2 separate regions of the Mus musculus genome follow, and region 1 is linked to region 2. A link is a loop called in an ENCODE intact Hi-C map of the cell type or tissue named here. Cell type or tissue: left cerebral cortex. All regions are shown on one strand. Links, peaks and the distances in the headings refer to the core of each region. The heading gives the core; the rest is flanking DNA.

Region 1 (10,511 bases), core at 1,511-9,510, 350 kb before region 2:
CAGCCCAGGGATGGGCATCCTGACAGGTTATCCAAGAGGTCAGCCCTAAGCACACACATGGAAGAGCAACACTAAATGGACTCATGTATATATGTGTACATATATATGGAGAGGGGGTGGAAAAGATACTAAATGCAGTACTCATGTACCAAAATCTCAAAATACTTAAATAAAAAGTATTCAGATAAAAAAAAAGAAAAAAAAAGTATTCAGATAAGAGAAGAGGTTATGAGTAGTCCATGATGATATTCCGAGGCTACGAGAAAACGCTCAGTCCCTATGCATGAAGCAGAAGAGAAGAGAGAGCAATGTAGGTTTCATGCTTGCAGCTGTGCCCTGAATTTGACAAGTGACTGCATCCTTGCAAAGTGGCATTGAGCTGCTCCAAATCCCATTCACGGACTGCATTCAGCACCATGAGGAATGAGGGAGTCCGAGCTTTGTCACTCTTGAGTCGCTGTGGGCTCCTCCAGCTGAGGCAGGGAGATAACTTATCTGGGGAGATGTTCCAGTAACTATTTCACTCTTAGCTTGAAAGCTGACAATTTTTGGCTTTCAAAGAGTGTATCATTTCTACATTCGCGATAGCTGATTCAGTTTTCTCTAAAATCTCAATGACTGCCTCAAAATGATGCTGTCACTTGCCCAGACCTATATTCAGTATACTCTGCTGTGTAAGGCATGATAGCACTCACTGCTAATATCCACATAATGGAGGCAAGGAGAGCTCATATCTTTGCTTTTTATTTATTTAGTTTTGCAGTTTCTTCGGAGGATATCCCTCCATTCTTCTAGTCAGAGAACTCTCTGGAATGCCCGTCTCATTTTTTTCTCAGTTTACTCAGACATAGTGATTCCGCTGTGGACGAGAAGCAGCAGCTGAACATCTTTCTTAAGTCACTAAGGGTTTAACTTTTCAGAGAGTACAAGACTGTGCATGCCTGGTTCTAAATGGGATGTCTGTATCACCCCCACTCCCACGGCTCATTCCAGAAGAGAGAGGGCAGAAAATCTTCTAAGAGCCAGAGAGAGTGAATATTCATGGTGAAAGAGCATTTGCTGGACATGTCATTGTGTCTGCAGGCACCAATTATAGCAACCGAGACTTGTGCCTAAGACCTGTTTGGTTAGGATCAAGACAGCCCAAATCCCAGCATGGGGAGGGGAGGGCTCATGAGGTCTCACTTTATCTGAGGAGTTATTGGCAAATGATGGCTTCTGAGGTAGGGGAGTCGGTGTTCTTCAGGCATGTGGCCCTTAAGGGGCTGCCCATGCTCCAGTAGCTGCTCATAATACATGTATAGACGGCCCTAAGTAGACTCAGTGAGAAAAAAAAGAGCATGTAAAGTTGGAAGGAAAAGTGGTAGAGGAGAGGAAATGAGGGTAGATTTGATTAAAACACATTATATGCATTTATGAAATTCTCAGACAATAAAATAAAACTGAAAACAATTGCACAAGAGAAAGTGTGTTTATTTTCCCCTCAGTACTAGGGTTGAACACAGACAGATTCCTGCACACTTAGGCAAGTGCTGAGCTATCCCCACTCTCCTCCTTTAAATTTCACTGGGACACTAAGTCTCTGGTTTTCCCAGGCTGGCCTTGAACTCACCATGTAGACCAGGCAGACATTGAACTTAGAATTACCCTAACTCAGCCTCCCAAGTAGCTAGGATTGCAGGCACATGTTATGCCTGATTTAAAGTGCTAACTTCGCTGAGACCCCAGACCAACCAAGCCCGGTTTTTCTGTAAGCTTGTTTGTCCGTCTTTTCCTTATTCCCTCACTTACTGGTCAGGTCCATGGCCCTAGAGGGGCTATGCGTGGACTTGGCACAGCAACATGCTAGGCATGAAGGCCATGCTCATAATCCAAGCACTCAGGAGGAAGAGACAGGAAGATTGTCAGTTCAAGGCCAGCTTGGGCTACATAGTAAAACCCTGCCTCAAAAGTTCTTTACTCTTTTCTGAACAGAGTACACAGTTTATAAGCTGGACTTTTTTTTTTCTTCAGATCAGTTAATAAGTGTCACCACTGTTTACTAGAAAACTATCATCAGGAGTGTGTGTAAAATATGGCGGTTGCTATATGAGGCTGGCAAGATGGCTTAGTGGAAATCGATATCTACTAAATGATGGAGAGGGAGGATCAGTCTTACTCTGTAGCCTGAGTTTACCTCCAAAGGTGTTTGGGTCTATTTCTGAAATTTTGCTTTTATGACTTCAGTTGTTCACGCATCAATGCAACAATGTTTTAATTATGGCTGCTTTATTCAAAGCCCTTTATATTCTAGGGTTTTTCTGTTATCTCTTGAATGGCTTTATTATTCTCGAGGCTCCTGGTTTAGTTGCCCATTGCTCCACAACAAAAGAGCCTGCAACCCTCAAGCTAGAGAACACATTGGCTCTGACCTGCTGGTTCCAGCTCAGTGCTCTCATGAGGTTGTGGTCAAGCTACCATCTGGGCTGCAGTTGTCTTCACTAGACCAGGGCTCAAAGATTAGCTGCCAAGCTGGCTCACTGAGTAGATGGCTGCAAAACTCAGGTCTTTGCTTCCTGGACCTTGTCATGGGTGACTCTCAATGTGTTAGATAGGACTGAGCCAATACGGAGACAGGAGGGCAGGGAGGGCCCAAGATGGCACTCAGCTTTTTGTCCTAATCACTCAGAGGCAAGACTGGTTTTTTGCCAGTTGGTCTGAAGTCAGTGGAGAACACACAGGGTGAGGATGCTGGGCAGCTGCGGTCATGGGGCCATCTAAGAAGCTGGTGTTCCGGGTCTAGCTTGTTTCCCTTTTCACTTGATTTACAGTCCTGGGGTCTCATATCGTCTTGAAAGCCATCAATGCCCCAATTGCTGTCCTCATCACTGAGTGGTCCTCCTGAGCACACACCTCAAGGCACAGTGCTTTCTCCGTTGACCTCACCATGTGGCTTTTCTCGTTGCTCTCAGACGGACCGGGCCCCACGCTCATACCATTCTGCACGTCATTTATCAGAATCGTCCAATCAATGGCAAACCTAATTGTACTAATTTTGAAACTCAGTGGGGAAATGCTCACCCAGGCTCTGCCTTCCTCATTTTGGTGTTTTCAGTACTCAGCATAGTTCCGGGCTTGACGTATGTTTTCCCTAGGACAGCCTGAGCGATTCATGGGTACCAGGAACTCCAGCTATTGATTTGGTTAGTTCCAGAGGTCTGACCTGGGAAAGAGGAGCCAATTCAGTGGCTTTGCAGCTGCGGCCTGTGGCCTCTTTCTGGTGCTGGCAGAAATGACTCTGCAGCCTTGTGGCCAGCTCTGCCTCTCCAGCCAGCTGAGCCCAGAGCTGTCTTCCCGCCCATCTTGGCTTGCCCTGTTTGGGGCCTGGAGCCTGCCTGAGTTCTGAGTCTGTTTCTGATATGACAGTTTATCAGGGGGGAGAGTCCTTGGGAGGGAGGTGTGGGGGCTCCATCTACTTGTTGACAGGTCTGCCCTTCCCCCAGCTTCTGCCCTCCCCAACTTGGGTGAGGCCCTTCCCCACATTCCTGAATTATGGGACTGTAAATTCCACCCGTATTGGAGTTTATTCAGATAGAATCGGCAGTCCCAGGAAATCAGCTCTGTGACAGCTCGTGAGGTCAACCCAACACATTCACAGCCCAAGGTTGGAATGATGTGGTCTGGGACAAGGCCTCATGGCTATACCAGGGCAAACGACTCTTGGAGCGGAGTCTTCATGCCTTTTCACTTCATGTCCCATCGCTTTCTCTCTGGACTTGTCTGCAGCTGTCTGTTGCTGTTGGTCGGTCACGGAAACCCTCAGGATCACCCAAGTCACCTCGGCTTTTGGAGGAGCAGAGGAGCTGAGAGGGGATGACAGGAGCCCAGCAGCATCCTTAAGCTCTCCGCTGACTGTCAGCATTTTAAGCATTGTGTGCTTCTCATTTTCTCCTTGAGTTTTTTTTTTCTCCCTCCTGCCTGCCTTCCTCATTTCCGCCCCACTTTTCTCTCTTTACTTCCTTGCCTCTTCAGGACTAAACATTGAGCCCAGGACCTCACATATGCTAGGCAAGTGTTCTACTTCTAGTTTATAATCCCAGCCTCTTTTTTAATGTTTATTTTGTGACATTGTCTCCATAAGTTGCTCAGGCTGGCCTTGAGTTCACGATCCTCTCACCTCAGCCTCCTGAGTAGCTAAGGTTACGGGCCTGCACTACGAGGATCGACTTTCTCCCCTAATCTTTCTTTTCTTTTTCTTTGCCCTCTCTTTTTGCTTTGGACCTAGCATTGAAGGTCGTTGGCCTCTGATTTGGGGCTGGTTTGAAAGTATGTCCATTTGGCTTCTGCACTCTCAAATCTATGCATCTGAATTAATCAACTTGGACAGGCTTAGAGACCACTGCAAAGGGGATGGATCTGCTGTCAGCTCGGCTCCTTCAGACTGCCTTGGAATAAAGTGTGACTCTGGGGGCCAGTGAGTGAGGGCTCTCTTGCTCCCTCTCTCTCTGGGTGAAAGGCACACGGCATGTAAGGAGAACCAAGCATAGACAAGGCTCACCTCCTCTCTGCAGTCTGTTTGCTTGCACCAGGCTAGAGCTGTTTTTCTAGTCAGTGGGCTAGCTTCTCTGTAATACCATCAGGCAAGCTCAGACCAGCAGGCCAAAGGAAATTTCCTGAAACAGGGCGGCTTCTCAGACATGTTATAACGCAGGCATTCCAGCAGGGGGTGCTCTAACACACAAAGTGTGAATCCTTTTTCTCTTGGGTCTAGTGGAGGAGCCTTGATTCTCTGTTCACTTACCCTCACTGTGTGGGGTTAATCTGTGTTGTGGCTTGGGGAGAAGAATCCCCCAGAGGGGTATTAGAATATTTAGAGCCCCGTATTTAGAAAAGGTAGATCAACCAACATCTGAAACCCCCTTAGCCCCTGGAAATATAAGACTTTCAATGTATTTCGTAGAGAAGAGGAAGGGACAGTTCAGAGGGGAAAGGAGGAAAACTGAGGGGTGGGAGGAGAACAGGGTAGGTCCAGTTTTGGAAATAAAATATCAAAAGAAGCATAATTTGGAAGCCAAGGCTGAGCCTGCCAACGTGAAGAGTTTGGTTGCCTTCATGAGGACGCTAGCTACAGACCAGAATTTAATATAAAATTTCTCTCCATTGCTGGAGCAGCACCCATCTACTTATAATTTATAGATATCAACTCTGAACTCAAGGGAATTGGGTTATGCAAGGGTTGCTAAGGAACAAGAGCAGACGTAGTAGGTAAGGCAGGGGTTGCTTAGTAACCAGGAGTCCCTGGGTGATGGAGTGGCCAGAGTAGGTTTGGAGCTGACAGGAATCATTCACATTGCGGTCTCCTGCAAGCTCCTTCAGTCTCTCGGCCTGGCATTGCTGGAGTTCACCTCTCTTCTGGTTGCCAGTCCCCAGGGGCCCTGGATTAATCCTGTCCCCTACCACTCTCTCCCTGTCTCAGTGGGAAGCTAGTCCTAGATGGAGTACAAGCACATGGGACCCTCATATTGAGAGACACAGGAGCTGCTGGGCTGATGTGGAGCTGGCACAGTTGGATTTGGGTGAAAGAAGACCTTGTAGACAAGCTGCCCATAGTCTTCCAACTCGTTGTGCCTGAGACTCCAAGGCCAGACCCTCCCCCTGCCTCGGTATCTGCACATATCTGTGGGGGCATATCTCTTCCCTCACGAGAGGCCTCCTGGGGCCCTGGGTCTCTATGTGGAGTTACCTGGCTTGGCTGCACGTGATGGACCTGCTTCAGAGAGCTTCACAGCCTGCTTTTTAAGTCACAGGCCCCGTCTCTGCCCTCCAGACACACAGGTGTTCGCACTGTTCCCGACTCCTCTGGATGCTCACACTACATACTCCTTTTCACCATTTCTCTCTGAAGACGAGGGTGTCTGTCCTGGCTAGGGAAGCCATGTCTTCCGAGGGAAAGCTTGGGTTTCCTAAGTCCTACTTCTCGGCAGCTTCCTATGCCTGAATCATTCACATCCTGCGTGAGCCTCTGGACACCGCGGAAGCCGGCAAGCAGGGAGGAAGCTTCCGATTCAGTCCCAGCTCCGTTTCTTTCTATCTTGCAGCAAAGGTGTGGAAGTGTCTTCAGCAGTAGGGGTGTTTTAAATTAACGACGGGGTTTTCCTAGGAGGCACGCTTAGACCAGCTGGCATGGAACTTACTCAGTAGACCAGCCCAGCCTCAAACTCACAGAAATCTGCCCACTTCTGCCTCTCAAGCACTGGGTTTAAAGGCCTGTGTCACCACGCTCAGGCAACAATAAGGTCCTACCATCTAGTTCCTAATGACAACCGAGAGTATTGGCAATAGTCTATAGTGTTTTCGGGGCCTCTGGGGCCTCTCTGACTAACAACTCATAAGGAGATATCCCTGGCACTGAGACATAATCCTAATTAAAAAAAAAAAAAAAAGAAAAAAGAAAAAACTAAAAAAGCCTAAACAAAACGAGGCTATAGACCTCTGGGGATTGTCTGAGTTAGGGTTTTATTGCTCTGAAGAGACACCATGACCAAGGCAAGGTTTATAAAGGACAACATTTAATTGGGGCTGGCTTACAATTTCAGAGGTACAGTCCACTATCATCATGGCAGGAAGCATGGCAGCCTGCAGGCAGACATGGTTCAGGAGAAGGAGATAAAAGTTCTATATTTTGATCTGAAGGCAGCCAGAAGGATACTCTTTTCCATACTGGGCAGATCTTGAGCATAGGACCTCAAAGCCCACCCCTACAGCCATGAACTTCCTCCTCTAAGGCCACACCCACTCCAACAAGGCCATGCCTCCCAATAGTGCCACTTTTTATGAGCCAAGTATATTCAAACTGCCTCTGGGTCCTCATGAGTACTTTTATTTAAACTGACACACAACACCAAACTGCAGTCTAAAGATTCATGTTTATACATACAGACAGTGCCAGTTTCATTCGAGAGAGACTTTTTTCTTTCTTTCTTTTTTCTGTGGAGGGTAGTGAATGCAGAGATCCATTGCAGTTCCACGATGACTGAGTGCTTCCCCCCAAGTGGGTACCGCCCTGTCTAAGGCTCAGGGAATATTGTGGAAGAGAGAATATAAGGAATTTAAGAGCCAGGGAGATAAGTAGGAGAGATATAAAATGGTATCTTTAGAACATGACACAGCCATTGTAAACAGGATCTCACAGCAGCTGTGGTGGCCTGCCCGGTGTCTGCATAGGCTGAGGCTTGTTGACAGCCAGTCATGGGTCACCTGGGGGCTGCTAGGACACCATCCCTGATGATTCTAGCAGAGGGAAAGTCATTGCCCTCAGAGAACCAAACCGTAGACCCAGCAGGCCACAGTGGACAATTCCAAGCCTGTGGACACACAGAGGGTCCTGGTTAAAACCAGCGGGTGACAAAGCAAACAAGGAGTCATGAATGTGGGACAGGGGAGTGTGGTGGGAAGGAGAAAGTGGGAAAAATATAAGGTGGGTGAGAGTAAGGAGAATGCACTGCACACCGGTAAGAAAATGTCAAAGGACAAATTCAGTTCATCAATAAACATGAAAACGATTGCAAACTATCGAAGCGAATTATATATAAAAAGAAGTCCTTCTGGGTGTGGCTGGACATGACTTTAATTCAAGTCAGGTAGATTTCTGTGAGCTCTACATCATGAGTTCCAGGCCAGCCAAAACCACATAGTAAGACCTTATTTAAAAAACAGAAAAACAAGACAAAAAAATAAAACCCACAAAAAAACCCCTCCAAGACCCCTATCATATTTCTGTGGAAGTCCTTGAGACAGTGGCAAGTGGCTTTATCTTTTAACTGAGACGGGGTCATGCTGGTCTTAAACTTGAGATGCTCTGCCGGTCGCAGCCTCTAAGTGTGGGGATCTCGACATGAGCCGACACGCTTGGCTACAGATTTGACCCTGGGAAGGGATGCGGGAAGTTTAGTGTTTGAATCCGTCTTGACCTGCTTGAGTTTTGAAGTTTACCATGAACTTTGAAAACTCTGTTCTTTCAGGTTTCATCCTCCTAACCCTGCCTCTCACTTACCCCAGAAGCACCCCCCCCCCAACCTCTGGAGTAGTCACGGCCACGTGCTTCCTGAGTTCTAACATGTGTTTGCATTATGACATGACAGAATTGCTTTGTCTGTTTGGCAAACTTGTACAATTACATTTGCATTTTGAATTAGGTTTCCTTCACTGGCTATCTTTTCAAGAGATGGGTTTTTTTGTTGTTGTTGTGCAGTATATCTTCTGAGCATTAATTTTTCACCGCTATGTAATATTTCACTGTACACATGTAACAAAACTGACTTATTTCTCTTATCACTAATGAGCACTTGCATCTGTCTTTCCTGCAGGGCTCTGACGGAGAATGTGGCTGTGAAGACACAGGGGTTTGTCACACAAGCACTGCTTCTTTTTGCTGGGCATGATGCAATCCCTTTGCATCCAGAGGTCTATTTTTACCGTCTATAAGTGACGAGCCATTTTCCCAAATGATTGTAGATTTACCCTTTGTCTAGAACTGAATGGGGGTTTCTGTTGTTTTTTACTTTTTGACTACACACAGTTAATTATGATCATTAAGTAGTAGGGTGTGGATAGCACAACACCTCTAATCCTAGCCCTCAGAGGAGGCAGGGGGACCAAGTTGGAAGTTGGGTTAATCAACAAAAAGAGGAAGGTAAGTTCAGGAAATAAGGGCTTTTGGTAGAAAACAAAACAAAACACCCAACAACATTTCTCACAACCTTAAGTTTGAGGTGAGATGTACTTCCTGCCAAGTTCCGTGTTAGACATGGTTGTACAGCCCCGCATCCCCCCCCCCCGCCCCCGCCCTCCGAGAGCCCATAACCCCAAGAGCCCACACCGCAGAGAGCCCACGGCCCCTCTGGCACACCTTGCCAAGTGGGAAGCAAGGAGGCACTAGTGCAATCCTTTTTGTTGTTGCTCAGAACCCTCGCTTGCTTCGTGATGCTCCGTGGTGGGGGAGGGGTCAGAGTGGGCCTGGTGCCCAGTGAAGGAAGCGTCTTGATATCAACTGCCCAGTCTGGGAGGCTGAGGCGGGCTGATTTCTGTGAGTTCTAGGTTAGCCAGAGCTACATAGTTCCTGTCACACAAAATCAATAAGGTTGGCAAGATGGCTTAGCCAACTGGCTGCTCTTAAAGTGGAATGAGGTGGAAAAGACCAATCGTTAGACGCTGATTCATTGATTTATTTAGTGACTTACTTAAAAAGCACTGTTTGCACTGCCTGTTGCCAAGATGACTTCACCCGATACCTGGAACAGAATGACCTGGAGAAATGGCTGAGATCACGGGTCGTTGCCCTTAGCAACCTGCGGACTGCCACGTAAGCATCTGAAAGTCCCACTGGCTCGCCCGGCCTCCTCACCTTGTAGTTTTACAGCAATAAATCAAGAGAACGCAAACGGAGCCGTGACCCAGGCCTTCCTGGAACTGTCCTGTCTTTGGCCCACCCGACATCTCTTTCCTTCTTCCTTCATGGGTGTAGAATGCTTACTTCAGAAATCCCCCCATGACACTCTGCTAGAGGACCCTGGCTTGGGTCCCAGCACCCATGTGGCAGCTCACAACTGTCTGTATCTCCAGTTTTATGGGATCTGGTGCCCTTTTCTTGTCTCCCCAGGCACCAGGCACACAAGTGGTACACAAACATACATGCAGGCAAAGCACCCACACACATAAAAATAAATATGCACTGCCCAGTATCTGGCACCATCAAAGAGCTCAGAGATTGCTGGTGGGGAAAATTTCCTTGGTCTGCTGAGTGTCAGGATGTAGGAGCTGTAATAAGCTTGGGGGCTCTAACAAGTCAGGCTGGCCCACTAACCTTCGGTAAGCCAATTAGACAAAGCAGATGAATAGTGAAAGGCAGAAAAGTAGCTTTATTCAGTGAGGCCACACTAGGGAGAAGAACAAAGAACTCTATTTAGCAAGCTCCCACCAGTCCTTCTTCAGCATCCTACAGGAGGGTAAGGTCCAGGCAGCAGAATTAGAGGGTCAATCCTGTACAGCTCACCCACTACTCTTGTCTCAGTCCAGCCTCTCCTGAAAGGATGTCGGACAAATCTTTCCTGGGAGACCATCTCCTCTTCCAATTGCCCTCAGGCCTTGCCCCTCCATCCCCAGCCTGGGCCATTGGGAGATTCCAATTTTGTGGAGTGTATTGTTTCAACAGTCTGATTGATGAGGGTGAGAGCAGGTATCTCTTGAGTACAGCCCTGGTGCTGTCCAGCAGGCCAGACTGCAGTCTCATACCATTTCCTTTTTTGTTTGTTGTGGTTCTTAGATGTCTTACCACTGAGTTGTAGCCCCAGGTTTCCTGCCTTCAGAGCCCACCTCCCATCCCTGACTTAATTTTGAGACAGTGCCTTACTAAATTACCCATGCCAGCTGTGAACTCGTAGTCCTCCTGCCTTGGCCACCCCAGTAGCTCAGGCTACAGGTTTGCACCACCTGACCCATTGGATCACAGACTGTTTATTGGTGTGGATCATCAC
Region 2 (8,000 bases), core at 1-8,000:
GTGGCACGGTGAGCATGCGGCTGCCATCCGCCGAGAGTGTGGACCAGGTGACACGGCATGTGAGCTCTGCCCTCTCCAAGGTCTGCCCTGGCCCTGGGTGAGTGGCAGACAAGGGGTCTCCCAAAGGATTAGACTAAAGGTAGATTTCTCCTTCCTGTTGATCTGGTCTCCTGGAACGAGAATGCTTGCTCTCTCTGCTCTTCCCTGGAGACTCAAACACCGTGATGCAGGAAGCACTGAGAGTCTCTTTCCACCTTTCTCTGGGACGACTTATTCATATTCCAGGTGTTTGATCCGGCGTGGAAATGCGGACACCCCAGAGGGACCCCGAGACACATCTCCCAACTCGGAAACTTCCACATCTACCACTCACAGTGTGTGTGGTAAGCAGGGGCAGACATGAAAGCATGGGTCTTGGAGCATCTTGCCCCATATCCAGAACCCTCTGGGCATGGATTTTGCCTGAGGGGCCTTTGCCCGTCCTGAGGACGTCAGCCTCCTGGACCATGAGAGGTTTATGGCATGGAAGGATGCTCAGACATTAGCACATGCAATGACCTTGACTGTACCTTGAAGCCCAAGACGATTTCCCATCCCCCTCACCAACATGGCAGCCACCCATCTCCTGCCCTACAGGTGGCTTCTCTGAGACCTACGCTGCCCTGTGTGACTACAATGGACTCCACTGCCGAGAGGAGGTGCAATGGGTGCGTTGGGCAGGGACTTGGCAGGGATAGGTGGGGTCCTCGGGGAGGGGGTCGGGGAGGGGGTTGAGGCAAATGTGAGCCACTTCCACCTCTCCAAGGATGTGGACACCATCTACCATGCTGAGGATAACCGAGAGTTCAATCTTTTGGATTTCAGCCACTTGGAGAGCCGGTAAGCAGATGGGCAGAAACTTAACCCCCAAATCCCCAGACATGGCTTGTCCCTCTCAGGGTTCCTCCTCTGGTCCTACACACAGCCCTTGCTCTGCCCCTGAACTCCTACCACCTAGCTCACCTCCACCCACCCATCTAGCTTTCCCCAGCCCAGCCATCCCATCCTTAGACTCTTCATTCTTGCCCTGGCCACCGGTTCATCTTTTCTTGTCCTATCGGATATCCCCAGAGATCTGGCCCTCATGGTGGCCGCCCTGGCCTACAACCAGTGGTTCACCAAACTCTACTGCAAAGACTTGAGACTGGTAAGGATGACGGCTGGGGAGGCGGGCAGAGTAGTGTCCTTCTTGGCTCTTGATTGCAGGACCCCTCTGTCCCCAGGGCTCAGAAGTGCTAGAACAGGTGCTACATACCCTCAGCAAGTCGGGGAGCCTCGAAGAGCTGGTGCTGGACAATGCTGGGCTTAAGACGTGAGGCCAGGCTCCTCCGTGGGCAGTTGTACCTTCTTCACTAGAGCCATGGCACATCAGAGCATATGAGGCCCTGGGCTGTTTCATCTAGCTCCGCACTTTACAGCAGAGGCTGGTGCTTAGACAGGCACAAAGCAGGCTCAGATCTCAGCCCCCGATGTCACCACAACTTACTCTCCCCCACAATGCACTTCATGTCCCACCAACGTCCAAGCAGGGTGGGCTGCCCCCATCTTAAGAATCCAAAGTGGGGCTTTACCTCAGCACATCCTGCTGAAGTACAGAATGCCCACGGGTATGGAATGCAGGAGGCAGGCCCACCTTCCAGCTCCCACAGACTCCTGAGTGGAAAAACCACCCTGCTCAGCCCCAAGTTGTTCCTCCACCATGGGGCCCTCTAACATTATAGACCCAGCCCGACGAGCAGATAGGATTTGGGGAGGGGGGCCAGCCAGGGTCTGGAGACTTGGGGCTCAGCTCAGGACAAATCCTTCCTCCCCTTCCCTGAAGGGACTTTGTCCAGAAGCTGGCCGGGGTGTTTGGGGAGAACGGGAGCTGTGTGCTGCATGCGCTCATTCTGTCCCACAACCCCATCGAGGACAAGGGTGAGCCCCAGCCCTGAATCCTATCCCCACTGCACTGCGGACCCTTACCCCAGCCCAGAGCCCAAACCTAGGTCTAAATAGAGCCTTGGCAGCCTGAAGATCGCCCCAAGCCCAAGCACCTCCATCCTTGACCCCAGGCCTACACCCAACTCCAGCCCCTGTCTGACCACTCCACCTCGCCCTCCGCTGGCGGCCATTCGCCAACCTGCTTCCTCCACTCTTCAGGTTTCCTCAGCCTGAGCCAGCAGCTCCTCTGCTTCCCTACGGGCCTCACCAAACTGTGCCTGGCCAAGACTGCCATCTCTCCTCGAGGTACTCACACCAGGACCCCCGGCCTCTGAGATGTTGAGCCCTAGAGGTGTGCCCACACACTTGCACACCGAGGGAAAGGAATCACGCGGGGCTGGGGGGGAGGGGGAGGGGGCGATCGTCGTGGGTGAAGAGGATGGGGACTAACCCAGCCCAGTGCCTGCTGTGCTCAGGGCTCCAGGCACTGGGCCAGACCTTCGGGGCCAACCCAGCCTTTGCCAGCTCCCTCCGATACCTGGACCTGAGCAAGAACCCAGGGCTGCTTGCCACAGACGAGGCCAATGTGAGTCCATGGAAGGTAGCCTCAAGCACCTACAAAAGCATGCTTGGGATTCGAGGGGAGCCACTCCCCCCATGGCCCCTGGGGGCAGGGAGATGCATCCACGCTTTTCTCTTCCTCTATTGCTTCTTTCTCAGGCCCTCTATAGTTTCCTGGCCCAACCCAACGCCTTGGTACACCTGGACCTTTCAGGGACTGACTGTGCCGTTGACATGGTGAGGAGGGGTTGGTGGTGGAGGGAGCCAGACAGAAAGGGTTGAGAAAAGTCAGGAGGGGGCCTCCCATCTCACCCTCCTTCCCTGAGCACAGACATGGACGGTGATACAAGGGTGACTTCGGGTTCATGCACAGTATAGACCGTATGCACTTCATTCAGATCACAAGGTCATGCTGGCTTTGCCTAAAAATAGACCCTCACTCCATTCCTGGCACAGGGCTCTATGTCTACTAGCAGGAAAGGACATTTCTTTCCCCTAACTTAAGAAAGTGCTCCTTGGAGCCTGCAGCGTCCTGTTTTACAAATACAAACACTGCCTGTGAGTCTCTCCATGTCCCTACATACCCTCCACCCCTACCCTCCGCATCTGAAGAGCAAGGTGGGTTTTAAAAGGCTGAATGGGTGTTCTCAGTGGAGCCTCAGAGAAAGGAATGCCAGGAATGGGGGTCCAAGATCTTAAGAGCCGCTGCGTCTCTCCACAGCTTCTGGGCGCCCTCCTTCATGGCTGCTGCTCTCACCTCACCTACCTCAACCTGGCTCGAAACAGCTGCTCCCACAGGTGGGGGCGACGGGGCCGGGAGGGATGAGGAACCCATGCCCGTAGCCCTCCCCTACTGACTCTCGGGGTCTCCACAGGAAGGGCCGGGAGGCCCCGCCAGCCTTCAAGCAATTCTTCAGCAGCGTCTACACCCTGAGCCATGTCAACCTGTCAGCCACAAGGCTGCCCCTGGAGGCCCTCAGGTTGGGTGGGTGAAGGGTTGGAAGATGCCCAGGGGAGCCGTGGAAGTGTTTGGGGAGGGGTAAATGTGGGCCTACTGACCTTCCCACTACAGGGCACTTCTTCAGGGCCTCTCCCTCAACAGTCACCTCAGTGATCTGCACCTGGACCTTAGCAGCTGTGAGGTGAGCCCCATGTCTCCCCTGTCCCAGCCACCAGACCAGTGTCCCTCAGTCAAGACGGAGCTCTATGCTGCCACTCCGCCACACACACACACACACACACACACACACACACACACACACACACACACAGAGTGGAGAGCAGAAACAGGGAATAGCTCTCTAGACTGACCACACCCCTTTCCCTCTGAAACTGGCCATCCAAGTTCAAGACTCCGGTATCTTTCTGCCCCTAAAGCTTTGGGTGGCTGATACCAGGCTTGCCCAGCAGAGGGCAGGAGCGAGCTGTCTGCAGAGCAGCTGGCTTTTGAGGGAGAGGAAAGGAAACCCCTAGGGGTGGTTACAGTGTAGCAAGGTTTAGAGACAGGGCCTTGAGTGACTAGCACTGTTCCCTAAAGATTAAACACGGTCGTCCATCCTCCCTCTCTGGCCTCTCACCCCCACTCCCTGTCCCTGCAGCTCCGCTCAGCAGGAGCCCAGGCCTTGCAGGAGCAGCTGGGGGCTGTCACCTGTATAGGCAGCCTAGATCTGTCTGATAATGGTGAGTAAGACCGCTCTTTGAGCATAGGGGTGAAGCCCCGAGGAGACTTCTTCTCTTCACCTTGGGCCTCAAGGCCGGGACTCTCCCATCTACTAAACAGGGTTTGACTCAGACCTCCTGACGCTGGTGCCTGCACTTGGCAAGAACAAGTCCCTCAAGCACCTATTCCTAGGAAAGAACTTCAATGTCAAGGCCAAGTGAGCCCTTCCTATGCCCACAGCCCCTGTTCCTGCCATCCACCAGTCCTCTTGGATTACTGGATGACTTCTGGCCACCCTTCTCCTCCTCTAATAGCAAGTCCCTGGTCCCCTCCCCTCCTACTCTGACCCTGACTTCCAACAGGACTTTGGAAGAGATCCTGCATAAGCTGGTGCAGTTGATCCAAGAAGAGGACTGTGTGAGTGACCTAGCCTAGGAGGGACCTGTGGGTGGGTGGTATGGGGACCCACCCTAACCTCCGTTCTCCCACTCAGTCCCTGCAGTCGCTGTCCGTGGCAGACTCCAGGCTGAAGCTTCGCACCAGCATCCTTATCAATGCCCTGGGCAGCAACACGTGCCTGGCCAAGGTGGATCTGAGTGGCAACGGCATGGAGGACATCGGGGCCAAGATGCTGTCGAAGGCGCTGCAGATAAATTCTTCCCTCAGGTGAGGCGCGCATCTCCACCCCTCAACCTAGATCCCTGACCCGCTGACACATACGAGTATTTTCCCTTTGGCCTCTGTGCCCTCCGTTTCTGGAACCATGTCTGAGTCGGCTTCGTTATGGGGGGGGGGGTTGCTCAAAGAAGGTCACACCTCTGGTCTTTACTGAGGACCCAGAGAGAGAGGTGTCGACTGGTATTCACCCTCCCTCAGAACTATACTATGGGATCGGAACAATACGTCTGCCCTGGGCTTCCTGGACATTGCAAGGGCCCTGGAGAGGTGAGTAGATCAGAGCTCTGTCCTGACATAGGCCCCCAGCCTCCCTGTGCTAGGACTGAGATTAAACTACCCTAGGTCCATCCCAGTTCCCTGACCTACAGGATAGCAAGAAGAGGCTTGGGGGCGGGGCTCCCCTCTGTCTCTTTTCCCACCTAACTATATACTACTGTTTCATAGCAACCATACACTGCGCTTCATGTCCTTCCCTGTGAGCGACATCTCTCAAGCTTACCGCAGTGCCCCTGAGCGCACCGAGGATGTGTGGCAGAAGGTGAAGGGTCACGTTTCTTTAAGCAGGGTGAGAGAGCAGGAGGGCGGAGAGGCAGCAGCCCACATCCCCAACCCTGAGCCTTCCCACTCCATCATCTCTAGATCCAGTGGTGCCTGGTGAGGAACAACCACTCCCAGACATGCCCTCAGGAGCAAGCCTTCAGGCTGCAGCAGGGCCTGGTGACCAGCAGCGCCGAGCAAGTAAACACCTCCCTCCCAGGAACAAGGGGCATGCAGGGTACAGACGTGACTTGCTGATGCATAGGCATCGCATGGTGCCCCAGACTGGACCTGAGAAAAGAGATAATCTGATGATGGGCCCTAAATACACGCAGGCAAATAGCAGCCAGGGGGTACAGAGCATTCCAGGGGCTCAACTAGGTATTCAGGAAGGGCATTCCGAGGAGAGAAAGTGGGCCGTACGGAGGTATCACCACCGCCACTATGAGTGTGCAGCTACTATGAGTCCCAAAGGGTCTGACCTGGCACCCCCGACCCTCTTGCCACTGTGCTTCAGATGCTGCAGCGGCTGTGTGGACGAGTGCAGGAGGAGGTGCGGGCCCTGAGACTATGTCCCCTGGAGCCAGTGCAAGATGAGCTGCTCTATGCCCGGGACCTCATCAAGGACGCCAAGAACTCCCGGGCGGTGAGCCCTCCACAGCCCCACCCTTCCCTACAATCTGGAAAGCCAAGAAGGCCACCCAGTTGTACACCAGGAGCATCTAAGCATTGCTCCGTGCATGTGTCCTCGTAGCCTGGGGACCTAGTGGGGCCCGATTCTGACCTCTGAAGAGAACCTCTTCCTTCCCAGCTCTTTCCCAGCCTCTATGAGCTGGGTCACGTGTTGGCCAACGATGGGCCTGTGCGGCAGAGACTAGAGTCGGTAGCCAGTGAGGTATCCAAAGCTGTGGACAAGGAGCTTCAGGCAAGTTCTGGGAGGGGAAGGAGGCCATTGGTGGGAGCCCAGTGTTGACTAAAACAGAAGTCAGAGCAAAGAGACCAGAGGGCACAAAGGAAATAGAATGGAGACGCCCCCATACTCCTCTGTGCCTGCAACACCTAGAGCCTTAGAATTAGTTTTTCTTCTAGCTGAAGCCTTGGATCCTGACCTCCAACCCCTCCTTCTCAGGGATTCTGATCCTTGGGCTGACTCTCCCCTGTCAGGATGGTAGGGTGGAAGGGCACTGATCGAGGCAGAGAACCCTGGCTATCCAAGGCTCTGACACTAATGGTTGTGTGACTTAGTCAGGTCCCTCCATCTCACCACGGGGAGCTAGATAGATGGGCTAACAACTTCCACTGTGGTGCTAGCGCTGATCTTTCCCCACTTGGGACTCCTTCTTCCTCATCAGGTGATTCTGGAATCCATGGTCAGCCTAACACAGGAACTGTGCCCTGTGGCCATGCGGGTGGCAGAAGGACACAACAAGATGCTGAGCAACGTGGCAGAACGTGTCACTGTGCCCCGGAACTTCATCCGCGGAGCGCTGCTGGAGCAGGCGGGACAGGACATTCAGAACAAGCTGGAGTGAGAGCCGGGCATGGGGTGGAGGAGGCTGGATTTGACCCAGAGCACTTAGGGAGTTTGGAGCTATCAGCGATGAATAATGAATGGAGAGCCTTCCATTATAAGGGATAAATCTTTAACTATTGCAGTCATGCTATTTAGGGTCTGACTCGTTCTTGCCCTAGAAATCTGGGAGCTGAGATGGAGTCCAAGAGGTCAGGGTGGCCCATAGATAGGTATATACTTCTAGATACTACACATATACCAGGAATCACCTCCTGAAAACAGGACACAGCCTCCTCAGAGACATAGACAAAGGAAAGTATGTAGATCAGGAGTATGAACATGCCCCCTTCTTCCTGATCTTCGTTAGACCCCCTTCATTTCATTTGGATGTAGGTGCTACCACTGACTAAAGCGAGGGAGAGTTAGTGTACGCATTGTGAAACAGCCAACTCACGGCTTACGTAGCACCCAGTTCACCTAGCTCTGTGCTGCTGGTGCTCCTGACATGGAACCTCCTCGTTCCTTCTCCTCCTTCAGTTCCTCTTTGCCCATACACACCTAGGCTGAAAGGTGTGTCTGCTGAAATGATCACTGTCTGCGTCCTGTACACGTGTCTGTAGAGATATGGGTATCCTGGACCCAAGGTGCTGCCAACGGCAACTATGCTCTCTGTGGGCAGCCCAGCCAGCTGGTCCATTCTCAGGCGTCTGGGGAGAGAAGGGGTGGAAGCCCAGGGGTCAGGCAGGCAGTAGCTGAGCAGCCCCACCTATACCTACAGCGAGGTGAAGCTGTCCGTCGTCACCTACCTGACCAACTCCATAGTGGATGAGATCCTCCAGGAGCTGTATCACTCCCACAAGAGCCTGGTAAACAAGCCGAGCCCAAATGAACTCAGGCCTTCCCTCTGCCCTGCACCCTCCTGCCTCTCTAAGCCCCAGCCCCGCCTCCAGGATCAGGGAAGTCAGCACGTTCCTCCGGGTCCTGATGATGCCTGTCCTTCCTCAGGCCCGGCACCTGACCCAGCTGAGGACACTGTCGGATCCACCCGGAGGGGCAAGCCAAGGGCAGGATCCATCTTCCCGAGGCAGA

Evidence for each region. A loop is a pair of places that touch in the nucleus more often than their neighbours do. Peaks named below come from ENCODE experiments on the same cell type or tissue, not always from the same donor. Only the 100,000 strongest peaks of a DNase experiment are listed, where the experiment ranks them.
Region 1: it touches region 2 in a loop (1.9-fold over the local background); 2 of 42 quality-filtered maps call a loop at or near these places.

Annotation. Positions count from the first base shown.
Region 1 is chr14:55,143,991-55,154,501 of GRCm38, forward strand. No RefSeq gene overlaps it. Among named protein-coding and RNA genes, the nearest start is that of Gm46455, 5.5 kb to the right of the region's middle. In left cerebral cortex, for the core only: a CTCF peak has its summit at 4,692 (motif pointing right); DNase peaks (open chromatin) are centred at 3,230, 4,693, 5,286 and 6,019.
Region 2 is chr14:55,493,543-55,501,542 of GRCm38, forward strand. It overlaps Carmil3 (capping protein regulator and myosin 1 linker 3), which reads left to right. Exons shown (of 40, transcript NM_001374104.1): 5 at 1-97; 6 at 286-383; 7 at 637-707; 8 at 806-879; 9 at 1,111-1,186; 10 at 1,263-1,351; 11 at 1,862-1,956; 12 at 2,182-2,268; 13 at 2,439-2,548; 14 at 2,683-2,760; 15 at 3,245-3,321; 16 at 3,399-3,503; 17 at 3,596-3,665; 18 at 4,122-4,203; 11 more. Among named protein-coding and RNA genes, the nearest start is that of Carmil3, 6.5 kb to the left of the region's middle. In left cerebral cortex, for the core only: a CTCF peak has its summit at 3,956 (motif pointing right); a DNase peak (open chromatin) is centred at 3,940; H3K27ac peaks cover 224 bases.